Regions from separate parts of the Homo sapiens genome. Here all the other regions are linked to region 1. Evidence: chromatin contacts called from ENCODE Hi-C or POLR2A ChIA-PET data. All regions are on one chromosome and are shown on one strand. Each heading gives the region's core, a stretch centred on a gene start or an enhancer-like site at or near the end of the contact. The rest is flanking DNA. Distances are from core to core; before and after follow the strand shown. Region 1 holds the start of USP19 (ubiquitin specific peptidase 19). Region 2 holds the start of SLC26A6 (solute carrier family 26 member 6). Region 3 holds the start of PRKAR2A (protein kinase cAMP-dependent type II regulatory subunit alpha).

Region 1 (4,571 bases), core at 1,339-3,838:
CAGTCTTCAGCTGACTGTCTGCCTCTGCCCAATTTAGGTGCCTATGACAGCATCCGGCATGCCCATAGCCAGTCTGCAGAGGCAGAACGTCGTGCCAATACCTCAGCCCTGGCAGTACCTAGCCCTGTGAGCAACTCGGCAAGTGCTCGGCATCGGACAGAGGCACTGATGGATGCTCAGAAGGAGGACTTCAACAGCAAACACATGGCCAACCAGCGGGCACTTGGCAAGCTCTCTGCCCATACCCACACCCTGAGCCTGACAGACATAAATGAGCTGGTGAGGTTGAAGTGTTGGGTGGGGCAGGTGGGTGTAGATGTTCCTCTCACAGGGCCCTGACTTGTTCTGTGCCTGGCAGGTGTGTGGGGCACCAGGGGATGCACCCTGTGCTACAAGCCCTTGTGGGGGTGCCGGCTGTCGAGATGAGGATGGGCAGCCGCGCTGTGGGGGCCTCAGCTGCAATGGGGCAGCGGCTACAGCAGACCTAGCACTGGGCCGGGCCCGGCACACACAGGCAGAGCTGCAGCGGGCACTGGCAGAAGGTGGTAGCATCCTCAGCAGAGTGGCTGAGACTCGTCGGCAGGCAAGCGAGGCACAGCAGCGGGCCCAGGCAGCCCTGGACAAGGCTAATGCTTCCAGGGGACAGGTGGAACAGGCCAACCAGGAACTTCAAGAACTTATCCAGAGTGTGAAGGACTTCCTCAACCGTGAGCCTCCCACGTGTCCCAGGCCATGTGGTTGTCCCCTTTGGCAACTCCCGGTGTCTGTATCTCCCTTGGTTCATACTTGAGCCTCAGGGACTACACTGGATTAGTGTTTATGATCCCTTGACTGGCTCCTGAGTTATTGCCCATATGTGGTCCCAGGTCCATGTTCTTGAGTCTGAGCCCCTTGTATAGTCCCTGTCCTTGTGATTATATCCTTATGCCTGGTAACAAACCCCTATCCCATGTACATGTCCTGAGTCCATACCCCAAAACTGTATCCTCATGCCCATGCTGGAGAATCTATGTTCTTAAGTTCTTGCTGTGTCCCTATAGAGGAGGGGGCTGATCCTGATAGCATTGAAATGGTGGCCACACGGGTGCTAGAGCTCTCCATCCCAGCTTCAGCTGAGCAGATCCAGCACCTGGCGGGTGCGATTGCAGAGCGAGTCCGGAGCCTGGCAGATGTGGATGCGATCCTGGCACGTACTGTAGGAGATGTGCGTCGTGCCGAGCAGCTACTGCAGGATGCACGGCGGGCAAGGTCTGACCCCATCCCTGGCCCCTATCCCTGACACCTGGTTTTGATACCTCCAGGTTCTGATTCCCCCTTCTCCCCAGGAGCTGGGCTGAGGATGAGAAACAGAAGGCAGAGACAGTACAGGCAGCACTGGAGGAGGCCCAGCGGGCACAGGGTATTGCCCAGGGTGCCATCCGGGGGGCAGTGGCTGACACACGGGACACAGAGCAGACCCTGTACCAGGTGAGGTCTTCCTAGGACATCAGTGGGACAAGGTTATGGGCATGAACCGTAGATCTGTGTAACCTTTGGCTCACCCATGGCAGGTACAGGAGAGGATGGCAGGTGCAGAGCGGGCACTGAGCTCTGCAGGTGAAAGGGCTCGGCAGTTGGATGCTCTCCTGGAGGCTCTGAAATTGAAACGGGCAGGAAATAGTCTGGCAGCCTCTACAGCAGAAGAAACGGCAGGCAGTGCCCAGGGTCGTGCCCAGGAGGCTGAGCAGGTGGGTTGAGGCAGAGCCAGCTGGAGAAGGTAGGGGTGGAAGATGGGCCTCCACTGAGCTACCACGCTAACCTAACCCTCTACATCTGCAGCTGCTACGCGGTCCTCTGGGTGATCAGTACCAGACGGTGAAGGCCCTAGCTGAGCGCAAGGCCCAAGGTGTGCTGGCTGCACAGGCAAGGGCAGAACAACTGCGGGATGAGGCTCGGGACCTGTTGCAAGCCGCTCAGGACAAGCTGCAGCGGCTACAGGGTAAGAAATGGGGCACCAGAGACACAAGACTGCGGGAAACCCCCCCTAAACTGACACCTGCCCTTCCTAGAATTGGAAGGCACCTATGAGGAAAATGAGCGGGCACTGGAGAGTAAGGCAGCCCAGTTGGACGGGTTGGAGGCCAGGATGCGCAGCGTGCTTCAAGCCATCAACTTGCAGGTGCAGATCTACAACACCTGCCAGTGACCCCTGCCCAAGGCCTACCCCAGTTCCTAGCACTGCCCCACATGCATGTCTGCCTATGCACTGAAGAGCTCTTGGCCCGGCAGGGCCCCCAATAAACCAGTGTGAACCCCCACTGTGTTGTCTGGACTCTGATTTGGGGCGGGCGGGGGAGTCTCCAGGGGAACCTCGAGGTTGCCCCCAGCAGAACCCATGCACCGCTAAGCCACCCGAGCACCGCCTCCTTCCGCTCGGGCCCGCCCCGGAGCTGCGGGTCGCTCCGAGCCCATTCCCGCCGGAAGTGCGTCACCAGCTTGGCGCTCCGCCTCCCTCGGCCTTAGCTAGAAGTCGAAACAAAACAAGCCGCTAAGGCGGTGGCGGCGGCGCCGGGACGGGGGAGGGGCGCGCCGGAACCGGAACCGACCTGCGCCGGAACCGGAACGGAGAGCGGGTTGCCAGGGCCCGAAGAGGGCTGGCTGCGGCGGTCTCGCTCGGTGAGTGGAGCAGGCTGCAACTCGCTGGCTTGGCCGCAGCGGGGAGGCCGCAACGCGCGGCCGCGGCGGCCTGTTCAAGGTCACGGGCCGTGCCAGTCCCTACCCCTAGTGCCCCGCAGCGTGCCAGCCCACTGATGCCGGCAGGGCCGTTACGCTATGCCTGTGGCCAGCCTCCCACCTGGGAGAGGACTGGCGGCCAGCGAGGGCAACTTCGTGGGAGAGGTGGTGGCGGGCTCGGGGTTCAGAGGCTGAAGCTGGGTCGCAGCTCGACCGGGGCGCTGATCTGTGGTCAGTAACCCCGCGCTGCCATTTCAGGCCGGCTCGGGTCTCTAAACAGCCCCTTACCCGCCTCGACGTCCCTGGGGCATGGGGGAGGGACGCGACCTTCGGCTGGGGCCTGGGTGCAAGAAGGAGGCGCCGGTGGCAGGTGTCATTAAAGATCCAGCCCACCAGTACCACATCTGACCTGTAGAAGGGTATCCTGCCATCCCTCCTTCCTCCTTTACACACTTAGGGGAACACAGACTAGTCATTATCTGTCCTGCTACTGGTTCAGGCCAGGCTTGAGGCTGCCAGGAGTCCTGGATCTGTGGTCCTCCCCAGCCTCATCTCAGTATCTAGTTTCAAGACCTTCATTTTGGAGGAGGAAACAGTCCAGAATCCACTGGTGGGTCTGTGGGAAACTGTAGTGGTCCTTGTGGCTCAGAGCTCATGAGTGAAGGCATCTGGGAAGGAAGGTGATAATTTCTGTTCCAGTCTCAAACTGGATGCCCATCCTGCCTTAGTACTGGAGCAGGGTTGCTGCTGAAGAGGTAGCGTGACATCTAGATACACTTTTCAGTCCCTTTCTGCTTGGGACAGCAGCTGGGGAGAGGACTTTCTCTTGAAATGAAGAAGGACCAAGCAGTACATAGGAGCAGGTTCTTGCCAAGGGTGGGAGCTGGCAGGAGGCAGGTGGAGTGCCTTAGCCCCAGGACTTTTTCTGGGCAATGGTAGAACCTGGGTTGAGCCTGTTTACAGCCACAGAGCCTGGTTCTCCTGCGGCTTGTCTCCTGTCCTGCCTTCCTCCTCCACCTTCTATTTCTCCAGTGGTGACTAAGCAGCCAGTGAGAGTGAAGGAAAAGTGAGCACCCTGCTCGGAGTGCCAGCCCTGTGGGCTGGAGCCGTGGCTCCTCTCCAGATTGGTGGAGTAGCCTGGTCCCAGGCCATGACTTCCTTGACCTGGTGCCCCCTCAGTGAGGCTTTCACCTGTGTGGGACTGTTATGGTGGGTATCTATGAGGCTTGGCCAGAAGTGGTTGCTGCTACTTGCATTATTTATTACCTCTTCAGAATATCCTGAGAGTGTCCAGGGGTACTTAAGAGATGAGAAGATACAGCTCTGTAGCATTAGTGTCCTGTGTTGCTGAGCCCTGGGTGTAGCTAAAGAGCAAGTTGTTGGGTCTTGGCAGTGATCACTGGCTTCTTTCCATTAGGCTGTCCGTTCCTTGCTGGAGAATTTGGCCACAAAGAGTTGCCAAGATAGCTGGGCCAGGAAGAAAGCGCCGCAGCCCTGACCCAGACGCTGTTGCCGACCCCGGGGCACTCTGGCTGTCGACCAAGCGGCTCAAGATGTCTGGCGGGGCCAGTGCCACAGGCCCAAGGAGAGGGCCCCCAGGACTGGAGGACACCACTAGTAAGAAGAAGCAGAAGGATCGAGCAAACCAGGAGAGCAAGGATGGAGATCCTAGGAAAGGTGGGAGTGGCATTCCCAGAGTAATTGTGGCCTTCTCTGCCTCCCATCTTATTGGTATACAGATTGGGGTTTGGGAGATGACTTTCTTGTTCTTCTCTCTGTCCTGGTTTGATGATGAGAGAAGAAGGACCCATGATAACCTCAGTAGAGCCTCAGCTTTGAAGCCTGAGTACTTGGCTAAG
Region 2 (4,571 bases), core at 660-3,159, 490 kb after region 1:
TGCCCCCTGCTTGAATTGATTCCGAAGGGTAGGGTGGGAAGGTGAGCAAAGGGAGCAGAAACAAGGGAATTCAAGACCCAGAATGTAGGTGCCACTGCCTCCTATGTTTACAGGATCCTCCGTGGCCCTAGGCACCTGGGCTGCAGGAAGTGACTCCGTTCCACTCCTCCTTTATTCCCTTAAAAAGGGAAAAATGACTGTTACGACCCTGTTCACAAAACTCTTACTTTTGCTATTTTGTCTGCTGTCCAGAACTGAAGACTTTAAAATTTTGTTACTGTTTACAAGTCCAGATTCAAAAAATGTTTTTACTTTGTTTACAACTCAAAACTTTGAGTTTTACACTTTGTTTACAGTAGATAATTTTTTTTCCTTTGTTTCCAAGTGAAAGGTAGGGAAAGTGGGAGAGGGACTTGGAGGACCCACCTGTGAGGACCCTGACCTGGCCATCTTGAGGGGTTTTCTAACCCCCAGGTCTCCCAGGCCGAAGGTCAGCCTTGAGTCCCGTTTAACAGCAGATCCAGAAGACCTTGAGAGTAGGCGTCCTCTAACCACGGGGGAGAGTGGCTGTGCAGGGCTGGGGGGTGGTCTGTGCAGACACCTCCTCACCCACCACCCCATGCATACTCTTGGGAAGCAGCTTCCTGGGAGATTAGAAATTCTACTTCCCTGACTGGAGCTAAATCCCACCAGCCAGGACCCAAACTCTCCTTACCGAGAAGGACCCCAGCTCTTGAAGGGCTGAGTGGCCTGCTGGGGGTGGGAGGGTGTCTTTACTATGTCCTAGGTTTCGTAGATGCCCCTCTCTGGGGTTCCCCTCCTCCAGCCCAGCGGCCCTCTTTCCTGTCTGTGTAAATTGTTCCGTGAAGCCGCGCTCTGTTTTGGGAATAAACTTCTATAGAAAACAGTTGTTGCCTTTTCCTGTTGGGGGCTGGGGAGGTAGGATGGAAGCTGTGAATGATTCAAGCCAGACTGACCTTTGGGAGGAATCTGAGCCCCTCCCAAGAATATCCAGCTATTTTTAGCCCATTTCATGGCAGATCTCTTTCACCTTGAAATCTGGCCCCTCACTTTGTAATTGGGGCCTGATGTTGGAGCACAGGTGCTGAAAATAAGGTGCTAAGGAAAACCTCCCCGCTGGTCAAGGCAACGGCAACAGGACTTCCTAATTCTTCAGGGTCTGCAGCCCTGACCCGGCATTTTTTGCCCTCACCTGCGGTGAAACCAACCTGAGGAACTGCTCTTGCAGTTCCTGCCTTGCCCACCCAACAGCACTGACGCCCACCCAACAGCACTGACCCCCACCATTCTCCTCGGCGGCCCGCGCAGTAACCTTCTGGGAGCTACGTCCGGGCTGTGCTTAGTGCAGCGGAGGGGATCCTCCAACCATTTCTGGCCTGGGTGGCCAGAGTTAAAGGGGAGGACTTGGGGACCGTTGGCTCCGGGTCTCAAAGAGATGCGTAGTCGCAGAAAGCCTGCGGGTGGCGCTCTCAGCTGAAGGCAAGAGAGGCCCCACAGACCTGGATCCCCTACGAGTTAAGGCTGGGGTCACCGGCCAGTGGAGTTTCCTTTTCCCACTCCGTGAGCACCTTCCGCCGAGCCAGGACCTGGGATCAGCTCCAACCTACTCAGGGCCTGGGGGCGCGACTGCGGCCAGCCCGGCGCGGGTGCTTAGTTCCAGTTCTGCAGTCCCATCCAGCTCCGGGCAGAGGGCCGGGCGAGCAGCGAGAGGCCTCATAGGCCAGGTCGCCGGGGAGGAAGCGGTTAAATCCTCCTTCTCCAGTCTCTCCCCGCCCGGCGCGCGCCACTTAGGCCCCGCCCCAGCGCGCTGATTGGCCCAAGCCTCCCCGTCCTGCCCCGGGATTAGCCCCCGGGAGAGCGCAGCTGGCCTCACCCGGTCCCGGCGCCGCCTTCCGGAGCGTAGCGGCCTCTAGCTCGAGCAGCAGGAGCAGCCCGCACCGGACAACTTGCGAGCCATGGGGCTGGCGGATGCGTCGGGGTGAGTTCAGCGCACATTCCCGGTGGCCCCGCGCGAGCGCCTCGCTGGAGCAGGCATTCTCCGCTTGCGACGCCTCGCTGGAGCAGGCATTCTCCGCTTGCGACGCCTCGGTTTACCTCTGCTGATTTTCTGCAGGCGGCTGCCCCTCTGCAGCAAGGGGTGGGGGCGGGAGCCGGCGCGACCCCAGTCCCTTGGGCTGTGCGGAAAGCCGCTGGTGTGACGCCCGAGGGCCATCCCGGGCCACAGGGAGGCAGCTGCGTGCGGAGGAGCCCGGCCAGGAGATGTGCCGGCGGGGGTGCGTGGGGCACGGGAGTCCCTGGCAGCGGCCCGTGGACTAGCTGCTTTCAGCTGAGTCCCGAGTCCACCCAGCTCCACTGATCCCGGAGTGAGCGCTCCGGCCTTTCTGGCCCCAGTTGCCTTCCTACAGGGAGGGGCCAATGATCAAGGCTCCGCCCTCCAAACGCGGGTCCCAAGTTGTCGGGGGAGGGAGCCCTTTAAGAAGACCTGAGTGACTCACGTAGGAAAGGAGAGGGGGCTCTACGATCTCCTTGAGATAGCGGTCCCAAGAGTCTCTGAGGATCTTCCTTGCACCCACTCCACACTCCTCCAACAGTACAGCCAGGTTAGAGGCGCTTCCCAGGTGAGTTCCTGTCCCTCAAATGGGATCCTCTCCCCAGGTCAGGGCTTTTCCTAGATCAGAACTTTCCTGACTGGTGAAAGCTTCCCCAACAGGCTAGAGTTTTCCCCCAGGTAAGATCCTTCTGTGAGATCTATTCCCAGGTGACAGCTTTTCCCCATTCCACGTGGGAGCCTCGCCCGAGGTCAGAGCTTTCTCTATGGGAGAGTACCCCCCAGGTGAGAACCCTCTCCCTCTAGGTCTTTTCTTCCCATGTGAGATCTTTCTCTGACTTCAAGTAGGTGCCTCTGGGCAGAGGGAAGATTCCCCCTGTATCAGAACTTGCCAGGCTGATAAAGATTCCCTGGTAGGTCAGAGATCCCTCTAGGTGAGATTCCCCTTGAAAGCTTCTATTCCCAGGTGAGCTCTTTCCCCCACTTCAAGTGGGTACTTCCCTTTCCATGTGGGAGCCTCTCCCTCTAGGTGAGAGATTGCCACTCCAAGAGCAAGCTCCTTCTCAGGTGAGAGCCAGTCCTTGGCTTCCCCATAACAGGCCTGAGCCGTCTACAACCTGGACCCTGGGGCTGGAGGCCCAGGGGCAAGCTTGGCTCCAACACTTTCCTTCCCTTAGAGGGGAGGGTCTCATCTGAGGCCTGAGGCTTGGGAAAGGAGTTGCTTGAGGAGCTGGACCCCTGGTTTGCTGGACCCCTTCCCTGAGTGTGCTCTCAGCCAGCAGTGGGCTCCCGGGGCAGCTGGAGGAGGACCTGGGGACTGGAGAGGGACTGGGTGGGGGAGGGAGCAGCCTGGGACCTGGACTGGTAGAACACTCAGCACTGGGCTGCCACATCTCGGCTGGAGGTATAGCTAGTGCTCATCCTGCAGTCCCTACTTGGGGGACTTTGTCCTAGAAAGAGGCTTTCTCACCAGCCAAAGTTCAGGTACTGCCCCTGTCTGAGTTTGGACATGTGGCCCACAGATGCCAGCTGGGGGCTGGAATACTGTACCTTGATCTTAGGGCCTGGAAAAATCAGGTAGGTAACTCTCTGGTCCTAGGTGGAGGTGTAGGGGAGGTTGGGCCAGGGATGCCTTCACTGTGTCTCTCTGGTCTTGCCACCCCAGACCGAGGGACACACAGGCACTGCTGTCTGCAACACAAGCAATGGACCTGCGGAGGCGAGACTACCACATGGAACGGCCGCTGCTGAACCAGGAGCATTTGGAGGAGCTGGGGCGCTGGGGCTCAGCACCTAGGACCCACCAGTGGCGGACCTGGTTGCAGTAAGGCCAAGATTGGGGCCTGGGGGCGCTGGCGGGGCCCAGGTAGCCCCTGTTCCTGACACCTACCCCTCATATCATGTCCCTAGGTGCTCCCGTGCTCGGGCCTATGCCCTTCTGCTCCAACACCTCCCGGTTTTGGTCTGGTTACCCCGGTATCCTGTGCGTGACTGGCTCCTGGGTGACCTGTTATCCGGCCTGAGTGTGGCCATCATGCAGCTTCCGCAGGGTGAGCCACCTTCAGTGCGTCGGCCTGGAAACCCTGTGGTCTGTGATGCCCAAAACTGGGGCCATGACCTCTACCTTGGAACTATGGCACCTAACCCAGGGCTGGGATTCCCTTATCGTTTCAAGATCTGCTCTCCAGGCCTGCACTGCTACCATTCTACCCCTAGGCTTGGCCTACGCCCTCCTGGCTGGATTGCCCCCCGTGTTTGGCCTCTATAGCTCCTTCTACCCTGTCTTCATCTACTTCCTGTTTGGCACTTCCCGGCACATCTCCGTGGGTAAGTGGAGGCAGGCCTAGCCTTCCAGGAGGATGCCCACATCCATCATGGAGGGCAGGGTGAGGGGGCACTGAGCAGGGCAGGAGCGGCTGGGGAAGAGGGCAGCATTGGTGCTGCATCCCTGGGCTAGCCCACGAGTCATCCCCAGGCAGGACTAGACCCCTGACTGTAGGAC
Region 3 (4,571 bases), core at 1,148-3,647, 270 kb after region 1:
GGCAACAGAGTAAGACTGTGTCTCAAAAAAACAAACAGGCCAGGCGTGGTGGCTCACGCCTGTAATCCCAGCACTTTGGGAGGCCAAGGCAGGCGGATCATGAGGTCAGGAAATCCAGACCATCCTGGCTAACATGGTGAAACCCCGTCTCTACTAAAAAATACAAAAAATTAGCTGGGCATGGTGGCGCACGCCTGTAGTCCCAGCTACTCTGGAGGCTGAGGCAGGAGAATGGCATGAACCCGGGAGGTGGAGCTTGCAATGGGCCGAGATCATGCCACTGCACTCCAGCCTGGGCAACAGAGCAAGACTCCATCTCAAAAACAAACCCAAACAAACAAAATGGCCAGGTGCAGTGCCTCACGCCTGTAATCCCAGAACTTTGGGAGGCTAAGGCGGGCAGATCCCTAGGTCAGGAGTTCGAGACCATCCTGGCCAACATGGCAAAACCCCGTCTCTACTGAAAATACAAAAATTAACTGGGCATGGTGGCAGGTGCCTATAATCCCAGCTACACAGGAGGCTGATGCAGGAGAATTGCTTGAACCTGGGAGGTGGAGGTTGCAGTGAGCTGAGATCGTGCCATTGCACTCCACCTTGGGCGACAAAAGGAAGACTCCATCTAAAAGAAAAAAAAAAAGCCAGGTGCGGTGGCTCACGCCTGTAATCCCAGCACTTTGGGAGGCTGAGGCGGGTGGATCACGAGGTCAAGAGATTGAGACCATCCTGGCCAACATGGAGAAACCCCATCTCTACTAAAAATAGAAAAAATTTGCTGGGTGTGGTGGTGCACGCCTGTAGTACCAGCTACTTGGGAGGCTGAGACAGGAGAATCGCTTGAACCTGGGAGGCAGAGCTTGCAGTGAGCAGAGGTCATGCCATTGCACTCCAGCCTGGGCGACAGAGTGAGACTCCTCTCAAAAAAAAATAGGGGCCTGGCAGAACGGTCGCCCTCATTCCTTCCAGATGCCTTTTGAATGCTCTGCTGGATGGGTGGTTGGCTGAGCCGTGGGGCATCTGAGAACAAGTCAGTAGACCTTCTCCAAGAGTATGCAATAAGGACTGAGCAGGAAAAAAGTTGGAGACTGCCTGTCCCCTCACAAAGTTGATGGTCTAACATTCTTCTCAGGGTCAAGAAACTTGTCCAGGGAGACACTGCTGTTTATAATCACAGGCCTGCTTAGCCTAGAACCTGGGCTGGCCTCTTCATCAGTGGGGATGAGGGCTCCTTGCTCCCAGCTGCTCAGCTCCCAGCAGCATTGAGCTCCTGGGTGTGTGCCAAGCCTGTATGGGAGGTGATAGGGAGGATTTTAATTAATACTGAGTAATTACCAGGCGGTGTTTAAGCATCCCAAATGCCCTCAGGTTCCCAAACCTACAGCTACTCTCTTCCTGGCTAGGCCTGTAAGGAGAGGGGGACTCTGCTCTATGCCCAGTGGGCCTTTGGTTAGCACGTAGGCTGTAGACTGGACATCCCAGGAAGGTCTCCACCTTTTTCAATACCCTTCCAGTTTGGTAGGAGGAGGAGGGCAATTTGGGAAATAGTCTGGCCTCTACAGTTCACCTATACCATCTTCCCAGGGGCAAAGGATAACAATGCCTGTGGTCTGCTCAACTTCATCAAGCAGTGTTGACCTAGGGCCCAGTGTAGAATGTGGGGAGAGGAATGGGCAGACCTAGATCTGGGGACCCTGGTGAAAGTGCTCCAGGAGGAACAGGCACAGAGGTCTTTGCTGCTTTTGGCCTTATTTCCCTTTCTCACTGTACACATTTGGCTGAGTGAACTCTTTCAAATTTATTTTTCTGTCTGTGGCTCTCAAATTATGATCTCATTCAAACGCCTACTTCCTACAAGGCCTTACCCGTTTGACATCTCAGAGACCTGACAGACTCCTGAGTTATTCCACCATTCCACCTGGCAGCCAAGGTGGTCTTGACTCCACCAGGCCTTTGCTCTTGTTGTATGTTCAGATGGCTTTCCTCCAGATCTTCCCCTGGGCGGGTCCTGCTCAGGCCTCGGGGCTAGCTTGAATGTCACGCCGGAAAGTGAGCCCTCTCTTGCCCTTCATCACAGCAGAATCACACTGATGTGCTCGTATGCTTCTGCTTCTCGCTGTGTCTCTGGTGCTTAGTAAGTGCTGGCCAAAAAGAGGCTCTTGGCATCAGCTGAAAGAATAATTTAAAGGTCTTCAGGACCAGGCGAGAGGCACTAATCGGTCCCCTTCATGGGTAGACCGTTCATTACCTAATTCCCTGGATTCCCTCCGTGAGCTGGCATCAGGAACACTCCACTGTCTCGACCCCCCGACAGCCCGAGGGGGCGGGTCATCTAGTGGCGCAAGCGCACTGAGGGCCGGTGCTAAGCGGGGACGCGCACGCCCGCGGTGGCGTGCGTCACAACCAGGACGCCTGCCCCGCCCGTCCAGCTCGCCTGCCCGTCGGTCCCCGCGGCGGCGGCGGCTGCCCAGTGACAGCGGCGGCGGTGCCAGGTCGGCCGTGGTAGCGTAGGGTTGCGCGGCCCGGAAACGCAGAGCCGGCCAAAGAGCGGCGCGACGTGAGCCGGGGCCGTGCGCGAAGAGACCTCGCGGGCGCGGAGCGAAAGGCCGGCGTGAGTGAGCGCGGAGACAGTGGCCGCCGGCGGCCCAACCCGTCTATCCCTTCGGCCGCCGCCGGCATGAGCCACATCCAGATCCCGCCGGGGCTCACGGAGCTGCTGCAGGGCTACACGGTGGAGGTGCTGCGACAGCAGCCGCCTGACCTCGTCGAATTCGCAGTGGAGTACTTCACCCGCCTGCGCGAGGCCCGCGCCCCAGCCTCAGTCCTGCCCGCCGCCACCCCACGCCAGAGCCTGGGCCACCCCCCGCCAGAACCCGGCCCGGACCGTGTCGCCGACGCCAAAGGGGACAGCGAGTCGGAGGAGGACGAGGACTTGGAAGGTAGGCTGTGGGCGGGGCCCTGGGGAGTGGTGCAGGAGGTCTCCAGAGGTCTAGAGGGGTGGCAGGGAGCCAGGTGTCGCGCCGCAGCCAAGCCGACCGCAGGCTGGGATTGGGAGCTCTGTAGCCGCGTTTCTAGCGTTTCCCTGAGACACCGGCGTGAGCCCGCGTGCGCCACTTCCAAATTGAGCTCCGCGATCCTGCGAGCCCTAGAGCGCACCGAGTGATTTGTCAGATCCAGCCTTGAAGGAAACGTGCGCGCTGTCGGCCCTGCTAGAGGATCCCTCGCCTTTGCTTAAGACCCTTCACCAGTTTTGGCTTCGAAGACAACAGCGTTCTCATCCAGTGACTTGTGTTTAATTGATAGGACAGTAAGTTTGTTTGGAAATAATAATTTTTTTTGAAAAGTTACTGTGAAAACTTTTAAGCATAGACAAAAGAGGAAAGGTGAGATGAATCCCTATATGCCATCACCTACATTTAACAGTTGCGTTTGTCACAAAGTTTCATCCATACCTTTTTTCTTTCTTTGCCGAAGTGTATTAAAGCAAATCTCTCAGGTCATTTCACCTCTGCTTACTTGAGTTTGTATTTCTTCAAACATGGTCCCTGGGAATATTCCTATTTTTAAAAACTTGGCCAAAACGATTGAATCAAATTTGGTGAGAGTAAATAATTATCTTGCCGGCCGGGGCAGTGGGCCCCTATAGTCTATACCAGCTACTCTGGAGGCTGAGGAGGAAATATCGCTTGAATCCAAGAGTTCGAGACCAGCCTGGGCAAAATAGACACCCTACCTCATTTTTGAAAACGAAAAACCTGGCCGGGCGTGGTGGGTCACGCCTGTAGTCCCAGCACTTTGGGAGGCCGAGGCGGGTGGATCACCTGAGGTCAGGAGTTCGAGACCAGCCTGGCCAACATGGCGAAACCCCGTCTCTACTAAAAATACAAAAATTAGCCGGGCGTGGTGGCGGGCGTCTGTAGTCCCAGCTACTTGGGAGGCTGAGGCAGGGAGAATCGCTTGAACCTGGGAGGCGGAGGTTGCAGTGAGCCAAGATCATGCCACTGCACTCCAGCCTGGGCGACAGAGCGAACTCCGTCTCAAAAAAAAAAAAAAAGAAAAAGGAAAAACCCAGTAACTATATTCTTGTTTAGTGGGTGGGTTGTAGCTTTAAAGGAAAGGATCCCAGCAGAGACTGAGATCAGGAGAGCAGCTTCATTGGCTCTACTTGCTGTGTCAGGATTTATCATTTAGTAATAGTAAACCTTCTCCAAGAGTTTGCAATAAACTCCAAGAGTACGCAATAAGGACCGAGCAGGAAACAAGTTGGAGACTGTCCCTCCCCTCACAGATTTGGTGATCCAAGATCATCACACCTTTTTTTTTTTTTAAAGTCAGGATCTCGCTCTGTCACCCAGGCTGGGGTGTAGTGGCACAATCAGGGCTCACTGCAACCCCAACCTCACAAGCTCAAGGTATCCTCCCACCTGGGCCTCCCAAGTAGCTGGGACTAAGGGCATGTGCCACCATGCCTTACTAATTTTAAGTGTTTTATAGAGACGGGGTCTCCCTGTGTTGCCCAGGCTGGTCTTGAACTCCTGGCCTCAAGTAATGCTCCTGCCTTGGCCTCCCAAAGT

Evidence for each region. Hi-C counts contacts between places; a loop is a spot of excess contacts on that map. ChIA-PET counts read pairs that join two places held with the same protein, here RNA polymerase II (POLR2A). Pooled maps may share reads with other maps.
Region 2: a pooled map shows a loop between it and region 1 (22-fold over the local background). The contact joins the promoter of SLC26A6 here to the promoter of USP19 in region 1. A Hi-C loop is called at or near these places in 9 of 50 pooled maps.
Region 3: a pooled map shows a loop between it and region 1 (6-fold over the local background). The contact joins the promoter of PRKAR2A here to the promoter of USP19 in region 1. A Hi-C loop is called at or near these places in 7 of 50 pooled maps. POLR2A ChIA-PET finds 5 or more read pairs at or near these places in 2 of 52 experiments (GM12878 and HepG2).

Annotation. Positions count from the first base shown.
Region 1 is chr3:49,118,840-49,123,410 of GRCh38, reverse strand. It overlaps USP19 (ubiquitin specific peptidase 19), which reads left to right and starts at 2,588. Exons shown (of 27, transcript NM_001199161.2): 1 at 2,588-2,655; 2 at 4,130-4,389. The coding sequence starts at 4,266. It overlaps LAMB2 (laminin subunit beta 2), which reads left to right. Exons shown (of 32, transcript NM_002292.4): 26 at 38-279; 27 at 359-707; 28 at 1,041-1,248; 29 at 1,326-1,467; 30 at 1,551-1,727; 31 at 1,819-1,978; 32 at 2,049-2,297. The coding sequence ends at 2,185. RefSeq lists enhancers at 1,311-2,299, 2,300-3,289 and a silencer at 2,408-2,727.
Region 2 is chr3:48,632,799-48,637,369 of GRCh38, reverse strand. It overlaps SLC26A6 (solute carrier family 26 member 6), which reads left to right and starts at 1,909. Exons shown (of 21, transcript NM_022911.3): 1 at 1,909-1,999; 2 at 3,735-3,893; 3 at 3,980-4,119; 4 at 4,286-4,396. The coding sequence starts at 1,977. CELSR3 (cadherin EGF LAG seven-pass G-type receptor 3) reads left to right here. Exons shown (of 35, transcript NM_001407.3): 35 at 1-907. MIR6824 (microRNA 6824) reads left to right here and starts at 3,672; the gene lies at 3,672-3,734. RefSeq lists silencers at 1,701-1,980, 2,371-2,470.
Region 3 is chr3:48,845,700-48,850,270 of GRCh38, reverse strand. It overlaps PRKAR2A (protein kinase cAMP-dependent type II regulatory subunit alpha), which reads left to right and starts at 2,397. Exons shown (of 11, transcript NM_004157.4): 1 at 2,397-2,936. The coding sequence starts at 2,675. It overlaps PRKAR2A-AS1 (PRKAR2A antisense RNA 1), which reads right to left and starts at 2,334. Exons shown (of 3, transcript NR_109997.1): 1 at 2,246-2,334; 2 at 1,863-2,166; 3 at 1-1,284. RefSeq lists a silencer at 2,255-2,584.